Linked DNA regions of Homo sapiens: region 1 is linked to region 2. A link is an interaction called in ENCODE POLR2A ChIA-PET data of the cell type or tissue named here. Cell type or tissue: Caco-2. All regions are shown on one strand. Links, peaks and the distances in the headings refer to the core of each region. The heading gives the core; the rest is flanking DNA.

Evidence for each region. ChIA-PET counts read pairs that join two places held together with the same protein. Peaks named below come from ENCODE experiments on the same cell type or tissue, not always from the same donor. Only the 100,000 strongest peaks of a DNase experiment are listed, where the experiment ranks them.
Region 1: POLR2A ChIA-PET joins it to region 2 with 5 read pairs; 1 of 35 experiments calls an interaction of 5 or more read pairs at or near these places.

The regions. Positions count from the first base shown.
Region 1 is chr1:63,707,588-63,715,926 of GRCh38, forward strand. All of the region lies in intron 1 of LOC105378771 (a long non-coding RNA gene), which reads left to right. Among named protein-coding and RNA genes, the nearest start is that of ROR1, 62 kb to the right of the region's middle. RefSeq lists an enhancer at 6,487-6,988. In Caco-2, for the core only: no CTCF peak of the experiment used is centred there; DNase peaks (open chromatin) are centred at 3,080 and 3,384.
Region 2 is chr1:65,154,906-65,163,244 of GRCh38, forward strand. The region is part of intron 1 of AK4 (adenylate kinase 4); the gene reads left to right. Among named protein-coding and RNA genes, the nearest start is that of AK4, 11 kb to the left of the region's middle. In Caco-2, for the core only: no CTCF peak of the experiment used is centred there; a DNase peak (open chromatin) is centred at 3,896.

The sequences.
Region 1 (8,339 bases), core at 226-8,225, 1.4 Mb before region 2:
GCAGGGAAGAATATGTTTGGCACCCAGGTGATCCATTTGAGTGTTTCTTGATACTTTTTGCCCAGTTTTGATGATAAATAGGTAAGTGTAGGAGTCATTGCCTGAGAAGGGCAGAGGAACAAGATTTCAAATCCCTCGGATATGAAGGTCTGGGCACCCTCACCAGGTAAGCTATCTAAACCTGCAGAGGCAGTAGCTGAGACTGAGGGGAGTGATAGGAGACGAAGAAGATGCTGAGTATCTGTTTTGTCCTTGGGATCAGGTGCAGCAGGCAACACATTAGTTTACAGCATTAACCTTCCTCTTTTAAGTTTCTCTAGAAAAAGAGGTCCACTAGAATCCTAAAAGATCTGCTTTCAGGACACACACCAAAGGAGTGGATCTGAGCAACATGAGGCATGGACTGGCATGGATGTTGTGGCGCCCCAGCCAAATTCTGTCTCCCCACCCCCAGGATCAAAGCACTCATTCCCCCAGCTACTAAGAGTGTTGACCATTGACAGCATATGGCTGAGTCCAGTCCCAGAGGCTGCCCTCAGCTGAAGAGAGTTGCCTCGCTCAATGCCACACACCTTCCTTAAGGGCAGCCCTGAGCATAATGGGTCATTGCTGCGTGGTCATAAAAGCTCAGCCCCATTGCCCCAATTAGGAACAATGCTTCAGGGCTCTTCAAACACCAGAGCTCTCTATGGAATGGGATGAGGGCTTTTGTGTGACTGCGTCACCACCCAGCTTCACTCTGTGCCCAGTCCTATTCCTTTGCTTCTTCCGCAGATCGCAGTTCTGAGAACCCTCCCAAGTGAGTTTTCAGCATGCTAATCTTTTACTCAGAGTCTGTGTTCCGGAGAACAGGGAGGCAATACAAAGCAACCTGCAGTTCCAAACAACAATAAATTCCAAGCTGGATAATCAAAAAATATGTATATATTAATATATATGTGGAGATATATGTATAGGCAAATCATGGCAAAACTTCAGAAAATCAAAAAAGATATTTAGAGATGGGAAGAAGGAAAAGATAATGTCAGAAAGGCAAAACTTTTCTCAATAGAGCAGCAATTTTTCTGAGGGCTGACTTCTCTAGAGAAAATATTGAAGCCAGAAAAGGGTGAAATGAAATGGTCAATGCAGTGACATAAAATAACCTAGAATCTCATACCCAGGAAAATAACCAGTCAAAAATAAGGGCAAAATACGAACGTTTCAGAAAAAAACAAAAATACAAAGTTTACAAACAACAGACACTGAATAAATGTTTGTTAAGGAATATATCTCAGACAGAATAGATGGAGGGTGCAAGGACAGATGGTGAATGTGTATTTTGGCAAATTTACAGATAAAACTTAAGAAAACGTTTAATTTATGAAATGATAATAATGTCTAGTGTCTGTTGGGGGCAAAGAGCCTAGAATAGACAAAAGTAGCATGTGAATTTAGAGGAGTGGGAGATCAGATTTAAGGCACCCTGAAGTCATAGTATGTTTGGGGAAAAAAATACTATTTAAACTTTGTCCAAAAGAATGACATAGCACTTTAATTAATTAATTCCAAACTTGTAGGGGAAGAACTAGGATGGGGAAGAGAAAAAATGCAGTCAATCCAAAGGAGGTAGGAAGGGTGGGTGTAAAACAGGAAAGGCAGAATGAATAGAAGGATAAATAGAAATAAGAGAGTAGACATAAATCCAAATAAGTCAGTAATCAAAATAAGGGGAAAAAATTCTGGGCATAGTGGTGTACCCTTGTAATTCTGACTACTTGGGAGGCTGACGTGGGAGAATTGCCATAGCTCAGGAATTCAAGATCAGCCTGGCCAATATAGCAAGACCCCATCTTGAAAGAAAAAGAAAGCAAGAAGGAAGGAAGGAAGGGAGGGAGGAAAGAAGGAAGGAAGGAGAAGAAAGGAAGAAAGAAAGAGGGGAGGGAGAGAGAGAAGAAAGAAAGAAAGAAAAAGAAAGAAAGAAAGAAAGAAAAAGAAGGAAGGAAGGAAAGAAGGAAAGAAGAAAAAGAAAGAAAGGAAATAAGAAAGGAACGTGGTGGCTCACGCCTGTAATCCTAGCACTTTGAAGACTGAGGCGGGTGGATCACGAGGTCCAGAGATTGAGACCATCCTGCCCAACATGGTGAAACCTCGTCTCTACTGAAAATACAATAATAATAATAATAAGCTGGGTGTGGCCGTGCGTGCCTGTAGTCCCAGCTACTTGGGAAGCTGAGGCAGGAGGATTGCTTGAACCCGGGAGGTGGAGGTTGCAGTGGGCCAAGATTGCACCACTGCATTCCAGCCTGGGGACAGAGCGAGACTCTGTCTCAAAAAAAAAAAAAAAAAAAAAAAAGATAAAGAGAAAGAAAGAAAAGAAAGCAAGCAAGAAAGAAACAGAAGGAAAATGGATTAAGCTGTCTTGTTAAAGCACCAAGACCCTCATACCGCATAGAAACAAACTCCAGCTATGTCCTTTCTATAAGAGACTAACTAAATAAAATACAAGGACAAAAAAAGTTTGAATGTCAAAGCCTAGAAAAAATATGTCAGGAAAATATTAACCAAAAGAAAGCAGGCCAACAAAACAAAACAGACTTTGAGGAAAAAAGCATTTAAAAAGATAAAATCACTACATAATGGTAAGAGTTTCGATTTGTTAGGAACATAACAGTTGAAAACTTATATTTACCTAATAATACACCTTCAAAATATAGAAACAAAAACGGTTTGATCTATGAAGAGGCATTAACAAATCCTTCACTATTTTAATACAGCTTTCTTGGTTATTGCTAGATCAAGTAGAAAACAATGTTGGCAAAGATATTTGAGATTTGAACAGCATCATGTAAAAGCTTTCAGGACACTGCTTTGATTTATCATCTCCCCCAGGTCTCCACTTCACCTCATAAACATTCCCATCGCTCTTGTCCTGACTTTTTCGTTCACACATCTCAGGGTAGTCCTTGATTTGTGTCTGCGCCACCAGTTTTATTATCTGCCTCTGGTTTGCGGCTTTACTCATATTCTCAATTTTGCCTTCATAGTTTCTTAAGCAAGATTTCTCTCTTCCAGTATCTTAGCCAAAGAGAAGCCTAAGCAGGGCTAGACTTTAACCCCCTTGTCTTCCTCAAATTACAAAAGGAGTTGGGGGACAGGTTCAGACATCATATAAATGTTAGTGCTTGGCACATGTTAGGTAAGTGCTCATAAATGTATGTAGAACAAAAGCAATAAATATTAACTTATTTGAAGGATTTTTCTCCCAGCATCATTTACTTCTAGATCAAAGTGCTTAGTCATATCAGACCCTAATCCCTAAATGCACAGAGCTTTGTCCATTTTCCTTCTCCCAGCCCTGCATCCCTACACATTCCAGGTCTTTATCTTTCTTCTCTAGTCCCTACCTCCTACAACTTAGTGCCAACCACAGAATGACAGAGGCTGGGGATGGTTCTTCCAGTAGAGCTCATGGCAGAGACAGCAGTGGTATATGGAAACTACCTCATATGCAGCGCTCTCCCAGCTGACAGCCTTCTTAGAAAATGAGAATTCATCTGGCAATAAATAACAAGGGCTACAGAGCTGTTCCTACTCTTTGACCCAGTAATTCCACTTCTGGGAATTTTCTCTAAGGAAATAACTTAAGGGGGAAAAAAATCCATCTGTCTAAAGATGTTCACAGCAGATCAATTCATAAGAAAGGAAAACTGGAAACAATCCAAATTCCCAGTATTGGGGAAATGGCAGGCAGATTGTGACACAGTATCACAATGGAATACACTATAGCTATTACAAAGGGCAGTTATATGCACTAGGCCAATTCTTGGAAGTGTACTTGTGAAGTTACATTCTGAGAGAGCAGCGTACCCGAAAACTCACCATTTATTGTCTATTGCTTGTAAGACACTCCAAACCTGGTTCTAAGGATGATGAAACTGAGGCTCGAGGCGTTTATTGCCCTGCCTGGAGAGAAATTGGAATTCAAGACTGGATCTCTCTGATGCCAACGTCCATGTCCTCCTATACATGTAGCTTCCAGCTGTGTCTAATTTTCCAGCGAAATGGAAAGGGAACAGAGAGTGATCCAAGCAGATTAGAGTTCTGTTTTTTGATTTTTTTTGAGACGGAGTCTTGCTCTGTCGCCAGGCTGGAGTGCAATGGCGCGATCTTGGCTCACTGCAACCTCCGCCTCCCGAGTTCAAGAGACTCTCCTGCCTCAGCCTCCCGAGTAGCTGGGACTACAGGCAGCCGCCACCACGCCCAGCTAATTTTTGTATTTTTAGTAGAGATGGGGTTTCACCATGTTGGCCAGGATGGTCTCGAGCTCTTGACCTCGTGATCTGCCCACCTTGGCCTCCCAAAGTGCTGGGATTACAGGTGTGAACCACTTCACCCTGACTAGAGTTTATTTTTAATTGTCTTAATAATGGTAAATGTTTAAAATTTTTTTAAAAAGAGGAATGAAACAGATCTGTCTCATGAAGACCAGGCCCGACCATAGCTCGATCCAAGGGTCTGTGCCAGGTAGACACCCACATTACCTATCTGTCTCCATTATATACCCAAATACCCTGAGAGGCTTGTTCAGTGCGCACATGCTTTCTTCCCTGAACCCCTGCTCTGCATTCAAACTTTATGTCTGTGACACAGTGAGCTACTGCTTGTGGTAGAAATATGGATATTTATTTTTGGTTTGTTTGGAGCCAGAAAGAAAGATTGAAAATCACTGGTTAAAATATTGTCCTCAAAAGGTCCATGTGAAAACCCAGGAGCTTGTGACACAAATGAGAAGAATGAATGTTTTCCAATTTTCAACATATGACTTGATATAGGCACACTGGGTAAAATGGAAGATGCTTGGGTTTTGTGTGAATTTTGGAGTAAGAGTGATTTAGGTTCAAGTCTTGGCCCAATTGTAATTGTGGGTAAGATCTATTTTATTTTATTTTTTAAAATTTTTATTTATTTATTTATTTATTTATTTATTTATTTAGAGATGGAGTTTCACTCTTGTTGCCCAGGCTGAAGTACAATGGCACGATCTTGGCTCACCGCAACCTCTGCCTCCTGGGTTCAAGTGATTCTCCTGCCTCAGACTCCCCAGTAACTGGGATTACAGGCATGCACCACCACGCCTGGCTAATTTTGTATTTTTAGTAAAGATGGGGTTTCTCTGTGTTAGTCAGGCTGGTCTCGAACTCCTGACCTCAGTTGATCCACCCGCCTCAGTCTCCCAAAGTGCTGGGATTACAGGCGTGAGCCACCGTGTCTGGCCAAGATCTATTTTAAACACACCCACACACCCCTGGCATTTGCCCTTAGAAACTGTTAGAACAACATGTCTACCTTGCCCTTTACCTTGATATCGTTGAATTTTGCCACTGACAAAATGTCCTGGTTCTTGGGCTAATGATGTCTCAACGAAAGATAAGGATTAGAAATACTTTGTTTCTAAAGATCTTCTGTTCTTTAGCTGATGCCTGCGTTTCTGTTCCTTGTCCTTCCCTAGTACATTCACCAAGCAAAGTTGCAATGGCAGGAGCCCTTCTGGCTTCTCCTAGGGCCACCTGCACCTGCCTGCAGTCCAGATGGCTGACTTCCCCACTTCCTCCTTCATTACCTCTCATTAGAGAAGCAATTGGACCACAGGTTTGGACTGACCAATGAATAAAGGGCAAGGGGCCACTTCAAGGTATTTTTAGTCTTAAAGAAACTATAAAACCAACCAAGACACAGCAATGGGAGGACTCCAGGCTCGAAGGCAGTAGGCCCAGAGGACAGCTCGGCATGAGTGCACCAGCTTCAGAGTTGTGCTTCTTGGCTGTTCTTCAGAGTCAGCAGTTGTTCCCTCAATGACTTTGCAGAAGTGGCAAGATGAGGTTGGTGGGGAGAGACAAGCGGCATGGGTTTGTAAGACCCTTACTGTCAGCTGACCCACCCGCCCTGCTAGGTTCCGGCTGCCGTGACCACAGCCTTCTAGTTAAAAGTAATACTTTTCTTCATATTTTATGGCAGATAGTTGGGATTTTGACTTTGCCATTGCAAATACACAGAAAGGAAACAATAACCCCAGGGGTGAGGAGCGGGCAGAATAATTCAAGATATTAAAGTCAGAACTGGGTCACTGGGCAGGAATTAGAAGAGGGAGCTTGTGCTGTACAGACCTCTAGGAGCTACCAGCAAATACAGTGCTTACTTGCACTGTGACTTTGAGCCAGGTGCTTAACCTCTCTGACCTTGAGGTTCCTTATCTGTAGAATGGGCTAATCCTTCCCATGATGCAGAGTTGTTATAAATATTAGAGAAAATGTGTCCAACATACCTGGCTATTAGTGCCCAGAGTGACCTTAATATGGAAATAGCATCTGGTCAGAATGAAGGGTCCCACCCTCCATGTGCCCTGAACACACAGATAGTATAACTACAACCATGCACTATCCCACCATATTTTAATGGCATGCGGTCTTTCTCACTGGTGTGTAAACTGTGAGGAGAGACTAAGATTCATCTCTGTGTCCTCAGGGTGTGGCTGGTACCTGGCACCATGTCAGGCTCAGAGTGGATATTTTTGTACTTTGAAATTGTAAATTAGTATTTAGATGATGAAAACCCCTCATTCTTTCTCTCTTTCCTCTGCATTTGCCTCTTTTGTTTCTTAAATGTAAAGGAATTTAAACCAAATAGGCTTTTTGTGATCAGATTGGGCTAGGCTGTGTTTCAGTAACAGCCCACTCTGAAATCTCAGTGGCTTAACTTAACAAAAGTTTATTTCTGACTCATGCAAAGTCCCCTGTGGTTATGGGCGACTCTCCAGGGCAGCTGTTCTCCATACAGTGGCTCAGAAACCCCAGGCGCCTTTGATCCGGTGGCTCCATCATCTCAGCACAAGGCAAAGCGAGAGCCCCTGGAGAGCTGCACCCTCCAGGCTGTGCTTCAGCCCAGAAGTGCTACCTGTCACTTCCCTGCAGAGCCCCTTGGCCAGACGTAGTCACGTGGCCACATCTAACTGCAAGATAGCTGGGAAGAGTAGTTTTCAGTGTGCCCAGGATGGAGAGCTGAACTGGATCTTAAGGTGTCCTAATCATGCCCAGTGTAAGGGCTCAAGCTAAAATGCAAAACAACCAAAAGCAAAAGTGGAAAAATCACCCACATTTGTTGTTCCTTTTATGAAACATACATTTACTTATTTATCCAATGAATATTTGTTGAAAACCTATAAGGTACCAAGCATTGCTCTAAGTACTGGGGCATAGTGGTGAATAAAAAAGGTCCCTGACATCATGAGCTTATATTCTGTTGGGGAGTGACAAACAATAAATAGGTATATAAACTCTCAGATGGTTATATGTGCTATGAAGGAAAATAATAAAATAGGGTAAAAGGATAGAAAAGGAGAGAGGAAGTTACTATTTTGGATGTGGTAGTAGAGGAAGTCCTTTCTGAGAAGAGACTTGATGAAGTAAGAGATGACATGCCAGTACATGAGGTGGAGGAGAGGAGACTTTGTTACAGTCAAAGGGAAGACTCAGTGCAATGATTAGTTCAATCATTTAGTTCATTAATTCATCAAACATTTATTGAGCTCTTACCACTGTGCCAGACATTCTCTAATAGAGTTGGTGATATAAATGTGAATAAAACCCAGATGGCAGCCTCCAGAAGTCCACAGTTCAGTAGGGGACATAGATGTGCAAGCAAATATATATACTAAGAAGTAAGGAGTCAGATAGGACACAAAAGAAAGTGAAGTTTCCGTTTGGTTGGAGAGGGTCAATGAAGATGTTATACAAGAGGTGACTTAATAGTCTAAAGTAGAAATTAAGAAAGTCAGCGATTAAGATAGAAATGTTGTATGCATTATTTATTTCTTTATAACACAATACCCCCAAACTATGGCTTAAACCATATTTTTTTATTTCTCATGATTCTGTGGATTGGCTGGGCTCTGCAAGACCATTCTCCTGGCACATCTGGTATTAACCAGGTCACTTGTGTGAATACATTCAGCTAGGAATCTGGAAGGGCTGAATATCCAAGATGGCTTTATTCCCATGTCTGGTGCCTCACTGGGGGTGGCTGGAACATCTGGGGATGACTGGGCCTCTCTCTCTCCCTATGTGAGGTCTCTTTTGTAGTCTAACTTGAACTTCTTTACATGGTAGATGAATCCCAAGAGAATGAACAAAGGCTGCAAGGTCTCTTAAGAACTGGAAGTTGGCCGGGCGTGGTGGCTCACACCTGTAATCCCAGCACTTAGGGATGCTGAGGCGGATGGATCACCTGAGGTCGGGAGTTCAAGGCCAGCCTGACCAACATGGAGAAACCCCATCTCTACTAAAAATACAAAATTAGCCGGG
Region 2 (8,339 bases), core at 269-8,268:
AGTGGCGCTATTTTGGCTCACTGCAACCTCTGCCTCCCAGGTTCAAGCAATTCTCCTGACTCAGCTTCCCAAGTAGCTGGGATTACAGGCGCCCACCACCATGCCCAGCTAATTTTTGTATTTTTAATAGAGACGGGGTTTCACCATGTTGGCCAGGCTGGTCTCGAACTCCTGACCTAGGTGATCCACCTGCCTCGGCCTCCCAAAGTGCTGGGATTACAGGTGTGAGCCACCACACCCGGCCGACATAGGGAGCGTTTTAAACGTAGCTTACAAATATTCACTCAAGTTCTTGGTAGTTTATAGGTGCTACTTTATTTGTGTACTTTTTGGCTTAATAAATGTTTCATTTAGGCCAGGAGTTCGAGACCAGCCTGGCCAACATGGCAAAATTCTGGCTCTACTAAAAATACAAAAATTAGCTGGGCTTGGTGGCGTGTGCCTATAGTCCCAGCTACTTAAGAGGCTGAGGCAGGACAATCGCTTGAATCCAGGAGGCAGAGGTTGCAGTGAGCTGAGATTGCGCCACTGTACTCCATCCTGGACGGCAGAGCAAGACTCTGTCTCAGAAAGTAAATAAAAAAATGAAAAATATTTTATTTAGGTATGGATATATGTAGCATACATATAAACTGATTTTCTGATTATAGAAATAATATGTATAAGTTAGCAAAAGTTTATAAAGATGAAAACAATCACTTGTAATTTACCAACTGGAAGGAAAAGTCACTGCTAATACTTTTTTTTTTTTTTTAGATGGAGTTTTGCTTTAGATGGAGTCTAGCCTTGCTCTGTCGCCTAGGCTAGAGTGCAGTGGCGTGTTCTCGGCTCTTGGCTCGCTGCAACCTCCACCTCCCGGGTTCAAGTGATTCTCCTGCCTCAGCCTCCCAAGTAGCTGGGATTATAGGCACTTGCCACCATGCCTGGCTTAATTTTTTGTATTTTTAGTAGAGACGGTTTCACCGTATTGGCCAGGCTGGTCTCGAACTCCTGACCTCAAGTGATCTGCCCGCCTTGGCTTCCCAAAGTGCTGGGATTACAGGCATGAGCCACCTTCCACACACACACACATAGATTTTGAGTTACATTATTATTGCATTGTATTATAGTATTACTGTTTTGAAAATTGCTTTAACAATGTGTCATCTAGTATTTTCCAATTTTGTTAAATACTGTTTTTTAATGTGAGTTAAGTACTCATGTATAATTCCAATATTCAAATATAATTTGTTATTCCATTTTTACTTTTGAAAAGGTAAAAAGGTACATGCAGATAGTAAAATTTTCAAATAATACACTAGGAATAGAGTGGAAAGTTTCATGCCTATCCCTGACTCTTGGTTCCCCAGTTTCTCTCCACAGGGGTATCTGCTTTTAACTTTTTTTGGATGTGTATCCAAAGATTTTGTCATATATCTATAGCATTTATGTGTGTATAGCAGTGCCTCTTTTTTTTAATGTACACATTTGTTCTTTGTATTGCACTTAAGAAAAACTTAGCAGTAAAGCTTAGATAGTGGTTTCCATCAGCATGTATCAGTTTACTTTATTCTTTTAAAAAGATATCTGCATTATTTTTTATTGTACAGATATATCATAGTTTATTTAGCCTTTCTCTTACATTTTGGCCTCAGGTCCTTTTTAACACGTTTGAAAATTGAGAACCAAAGAAGCTTTGTTTATGTGGGTTACATATATAGATGTTAAATGGATTTGAAATTAAAATTTAGAAAATTTGCCGGGCTCGGTGGCTCATGCCTGTAATCCCAGCACTTTGGGAGGCTGAGGCGGGCAGATCATGAGGTCAGGAGTTTGAGACCAGCCTGACGAACATGGTGAAACCCCGTCTCTACTAAAAATACAAAAATTAGCCGGGCGTGGTGGCACATGCCTGTAATCTCAGCTACTCTGGAGGCTGAGATTTACTTGAGAATTGCTTGAACCCGGGAGGCGGAGGTTGCAGTGAGCCAAGATTGCCCCACTGCACTCCAGCCTGGACGACAGGGCGAGACTGTGTCTCAAAAAAAAAAAAAAAGAAAGAAAATTGAGAAAATTTAAAAATATTAATTCATCAAAATAACAATAATCCACTGTATGTTAACAGATTTCTGTGAAAATTAACTATTTTCCAAAATGAAATCTAATGAGAAAAGTACTGTTATTTTTGCACATTTGCAAATCTTTCTGGCCTAATAGAAGAAAACTTTATTGTCATATCTGGTTCTTCATTCAGTCTTTGGTGCTATGTTGTTTTGGTTAAAGTATTTGAAGAACATCTGGCTTTATACACATGTAATTAAAGGGGAACTCATGGACCCCTGAAAAGGTCTCATGGACTCACAGGAGTCCTGGGACCACAATTTAATCAGTCCCCTGTTGATTGGAATTCAGGTTATTTATAGTCATTCGATATACAGAGCATGCTGCACTGAATGTCCTGGTAAATGTGTCTTTCAACAAATGTTTGAGTGCCAGGCAATCTTGGCTTGTGGGATGCAAAGAGGTGAAACAAGGTCTGTTCCTGAAGGAGCTGCTGTTTTTTGGTGGAGGCAGGCAGTCAGACAGGCAAGCAAACAAGAAGAAAATAACACAATTGGGCTGGGTGTGGTGGTTCATGTTTGTAATCCCAGCACTTTGGGAGGCTGAGGCTGGAGGATTGCTAGAGACCAAGTGTCCAAGACCAGCTTGGATAACGTAGCGAGACCTCATCTTTACTAAAAATAATGTAAGAAAATTAGCTGGGTGTGGTTTTACACACCTGTAGTCTCAGCTACTCGGGAGGTTGAGGTGGGAGGATCACTTGAGCCCAAGAGGTTGAGGTTGAAGTGATCTGTGATCATGCCACTGCACTCCAGCCTGGGCAACAGAGCAAGACCCTGTCTCTGAGAAAAAAAAAAATTAACTGAGGCTGCAAGATGTGCATGCTTACAGAAGAGGCAGCTAACCCAGCATTTAGGAGGAGGTGAGATTTGGGAAGGCTTTTTAGAGGAGGCGATTCCTGAGCTGAGTTTTGACAAATGAGTACAGCTACAAAAAGATGGCATGGTCATTGTCACAGCATACCTGAAACTCCTCTTGTAGAGTTTGTTTATGGTCCACAAGAGGTCCTTGCTTTTATGGCTTGGCCTTACCTTTTCTATTATCATTTTAGTCCGCATCCATCTCTAATGATATTGTCAAAGGAAAGGGTTATCATGCCTGCCCCATATCACCTTTCCAGCCCTCATTGCTTGTGCTTGCCTTTAAGATATACATACACATAGTGGCATTGTAGTATATGCATTTAAACTTCGGCTTTTAACTTCTGGAACTGAAGGATGGCAAACAATCCTAAAACTAGTAAATTGGGCTTCAAGCTGTTAACTATAAATTCACCCATTCTGAAAGGCATGTTGAATTACCTGTTCCCTTCAAAATCTACCAAGTAAATTGTTAAATGGTATTATATTATGCTAGTCTGCTCTTTAACAATCTGTATTGGTGCATATTGTGAGAAGGTTTAAGGAGTTGGAAATTTTGTAAGTTTTTTAGATGATGTACTTTCACAATGGACAATGAATCAGATATTTCAACCATGTATTTTCCTTTAGCAAACTAGATTTTTTTTTTCTTTGAGGCGGAGCCTCAGTCTGTTGCCCAGGCCGAAGTGCAGTGGTGTGATCTTGGCTCACTGCAACCTCTGCCTCCTGGGTTCAAGCGATTCTTGTGCCTCAGCCTCCCGAGTAGCTGGGACTACAGGCTCCTGCCACCATGACCTGCTAAATTTTTTTTTTGCATTTTTAGTGGAGACGGGGTTTCACCATGTTCGCCAGGCTGGTCTTGAACTCCTGACCTCAGGTGATCCACCTGCCTAGGCCTCCCAAAGTGCTGGGATTACAGGTGTGAGCCACTGCACCCGGCCCAAACTAGATTTTTTTTAAAAAAGCATGAGTAGATAATAGAGGCTTTTGGATTACTCTGTGTATTTTACCCCCTCCACTTGATGTTTAAGCTCTCAGGTTGGCCTTTAAGACATAGTACAAAAGGTCTTGTTTGTACAGCTTCATGTAGTTGAATTTAAATGGCTGATGTTATATTTTAACAGTCTCACCTCTAAGTTCTGAGAGTTTTTGTACTAGTTAAACAACAGATCCAGGAGCAAGCATCCCTTACTTAGCCAGACAGATAATACTGAAATAATGCAGAGTCATTCTTGTTTATCATCTAACTTCCAAGAAGCTAGAAATCAACTATTTTCTGATCTTCAGCACCTTCTGTCTGGGCAGCAGTAACCTGTAACCCTGGCATTTTATAATTCTTGTGACTTGGTCATAACCAACATTTGCAGGGGGCGAAGCAACTGCCAGGCCCTGGACTGACTAATGAATGCAAATTATCTCTAATTCCCACACAGATCTCCAGAGCAGTTTTTGTTATATCATTTGCTTTACAAATAAATAAATGGCCTCAGAAAGGTTGAGTAACTAACTTGGTCAGGTACAGTGGCTCACGCCTGTAACCCAGCACTTTGGGAGGCCAAGGCGGATGGATCACTTGAGCCCAGGAGTTAGAGACCAGCCTGGGCAACATGGCAAGACCCTGTCTCTACAAAAAATAAACAGAGTTAGCCAGAGTGGTGGCGCATGCCTGTAATCCCAGCTACTTGGGAGACTGAGGTGGGAGGATTGCCTGAGTCCAGGAGGCTACAGTGAGTCTATAGTGAGGCTACAGTGAGCTGTGTTTGAGCCACTGCACCCCAGTCTGGGCAACAGAGCGAAAACCTTCTCAAAAAGAAAAAAAGTTGGCCGGGCGTGGTGGCTCATGCCTGTAATCCCAGCACTTTGGGAGGCCCAGGCAGGTGGATCACAAGGTCAGGAATTCGAGACCAGCCTGGCCAATATGGTGAAACCCCGTCTCTACTAAAAATACAAAAATTAGCTGGGCATGGTGGTGTGCGCCTGTAGTCCCAGCTACTCGAGAGGCTGAGGTACAAGAATCGCTTGAACCCAGGAGGCGGAGGTTGTAGTGAGCCAAGATCGTGCCACTGCATTCCAGCCTGGGCAACAGCGCCGAGACTATGTCTCCAAAAAAAAAAAAAAAAAAAAAGTTGAGTGACAAATATGTGGCTTCAGAAAGGTTGAGTAACTTGTCCTAAGTCAAACAGCTAGTTAAAGAGAAACTAGCGTTCAAACCTGGGGCTCCATAGCTAGGATTAAACTTCTTCCCATTATGTCGTGCTGACATCTGAGTACTCTAGAAACTAGTGAAATACTCATGTCTTATAAATGCCATGTAGGGACAGTGTGTCTTAGTCTGTTTGTGTGGCTATAACAAAATACCTGAGATCAAGTAATTTATAAACAACAGAAATGTATTTCTCACTGTTCTGGAGGCTGGGAATTCCAAGATGAAGGTGCTGGCAGGTTTGGTGTCTAATAAGGCCTGTTGACTGCTTCCAAGGTTGCACCTTGAACTTTGTATTCTCACATGGCAGAAAGGATGGAGGAGGAAAAGGGCTAAAGGCCACATTAAGCTTCTTTGATTTTATTTTTTCTAATTTTAAAAATTTTCCACTAGAGACAGGGTCTCACTTTATTGGCCAGGCTGGTTTTAAGCTCCTATACTCAAGCAGTTCTCCTGCCTCAGACTCCCAAGGTGATGAAGCCTCTTTTATAAGACACAAGACTTAAAACAAAAACACAAAAACAATAAATTAAGTTTTTTTTTGGAGATGAGGTCTTGCTCTGTTGCTCAGGCTAGAGTGGAGTGGTGCAATATTGGCTCACTGCAGCCTGGAACTCCTGGGCTCAAGCAGTACTCCTGTCTCATCCTCCAGAGTAGCAGGGACTACAGGCGCATGCCACCACACCTGGCTAATTTTTAAATTTTTGGTAGAGACAAGGTCTCACTATATTGCCCAGGCTGGTCTTGCATTTCTGGCCTCAAGTGATCTGCCTGCATCGGCTTCTCAAAATGCTGGAATTACAGGTGTGAGCCACCACACTGCAGGGGAGGAGCCCTTATGACCACTTAAAGGCCCCACCTCTTAATACTATCACATTGGTTATTAAGTTTCAGCATATGAATCTGGGGGGCACGTTCAGACCCTAGCACCATGGATAGCAGGGAACAAGTATGCTGAGGCTCAGAAGGCCCTTTAAGGGTAGGATAGAGGGATGTACTTTTTGTTGTTGTTGTTCTGTCCCTAAAACATTTTTTTTTAAAAAACCTAAAAAAGGAAGCACTGACTTCCTCCTCCCATGATCAAAAGGACCAAAGGGGGTCAAAAATAGAAGCCATTTGGTTGTGAGGAGGTAGAAATTGCTTTTCATCATAATGGTAAGAGTTCAGGAATAATGCCTGAACTTGGTGTTATTTTATTATTCATTTGTCCCATTTGTCACATGTCCCAGCATTAGGTATGGGGAGGCGTGCAAAAAAGTAAAACTTGTTCTCTGTCTTTGAGGTACCGACAGTCTAGGGTTTGAGCTCTGAGTTCTACATTACGTTCCCAGGAGGCATGGCGGTGCGCATGCATGCAGGTAGAGCATGGGGGTCATAGACAAGGCAGCAAGGAGTGCTTTGTTCACATGTACCTTTTGCCTGTAATGCCTTTCACACTTCTTTAATCTCTCGAAGTCCATTTCTACTCTCATTGCTTCCATGAAGCCTTTCCACACCTGTTGCAGCTACAGGTCATTTTCTTCTCTAAAATTCTCTCATACCCATTGGTACCTTTAATTTGTTATTCATTATCTCTTGTAAGATGTTCTATTTCATAATTTCAGTTATTGTCTGTTGCCATTTGAATAGTAATTTTTTTTCATGACGGTTCAGTTCAACTAATGTTTTAATAGGCTATAACGAGAGGAGAGGAGACAGAAAAAAATAAGACACCTCATATACCTTATGCCTTGTACCTGATATCTTCTGGAAGTACTCTAAAGAAAATGAGATAGTACAGTGAGGAAGAGTGGGAAGACTACTTGAGATTGTGGCGTTAGAGGCCTCTTTGAGGAGGTAATATTTAAGCTGAGCTCTGAATAAGGGTAGGAGTCAGGCGTGTGAAGATTTGGTAGCAGGCCGGGCACGGTGGTTCACACCTGTAATCCCAGCACTTTGAGAGGCCGAGGCAGAAGGATTGCTTGAGGCTAGGAGTTTGAGACCAGCCTGGGTAACAGAGTGAGACCCCGTCTCTATAGAAAATAAAAATAAAGTTAGCTGGACGTGGTGGTGCAGGCCTGTAGTCCCAGCTACTGGGAGGCTGAGGTGGATCACTTGTGCCCAGGAGGTGGAGGCTGCAGTGAGCTATGGTCACACCACCGCACTCTAGCCTGGGCGATACAGTGAGAAGTGTCTTAAACAAGAAGATTTGAGGCAGAGGAAGCAGTATGTGGAAAGAGCCTAATATAGGAGTGAACTCTCAGTAAGTGGAGAGGATGCGGGAGGAGGCTTGTATCTTGAGCACTGTAAGTGGGGAGGAGATGGTAGAAGCGGAGGCTGGAAAGGTAGGTATAGGGCCTTGAGGCATGGCCAGGAGTTTGGGCTTCATTGTAACTGGATGAGAATCCATGGAAGGTTTTCAGGTTGTTACTTTTATTTTTTATACGTAACAGCTATACTGAATATAAAATTTGCATACAGTAAAATTTATTCTTTAAAAGTGTACAACTCAGGGCCGGGCGCAGTGGCACACACCTGTAATCCCAGCACTTTGGGAGGCTGAGGCGGGCAGATCACAAGGTCAGGATATTGAGACCATCCCGGCTAACACGGTGAAACACCAACTCTACAAAAAAAAAAAGTGTAAAAATCAGAGGTTTTCCTATATTTTACAGAGTTGTAAAACGATCACCACTATCTAATTTCAGAACATTTTCATTTCTCCAGAAAGAAACCCTATACCCATTAGCAGTCACTCCCCATTTCCCCCTTGCCCCAGCCCTAGGCAGTTACTACTCTAGTTCTGTTTGTATGGATTTGCCTATTCTGGATAGTTGTATGTTAATATATGTGACTTTTTGTGTCTGGCTGCTTAGCATGTTTTCAAGGTTTATCTATATTGTAGTGTGTATCAGTACTTTATTCATTTTTATTGCCAAATAATTTATTGAATGGGTATACCACATTTTGTTTACCCATTCATTCCTTAATGGACACTTGGGCTGTTTCCTGCTATGGGACATTTGTATGTAAGTTTTTGTATGGATGTAAATGTTCATTTCTCTTGGGTATATACCTAAGGATAGCAATACAGGTTCATTTGGTAACTCGACGTTTAATAGTTTGTGGAAGTGCCTGTTATCCAAAGCAGCTGCATCATTTTACCTTCCCACTAGCAATGAATGAAGGTTCGTTTC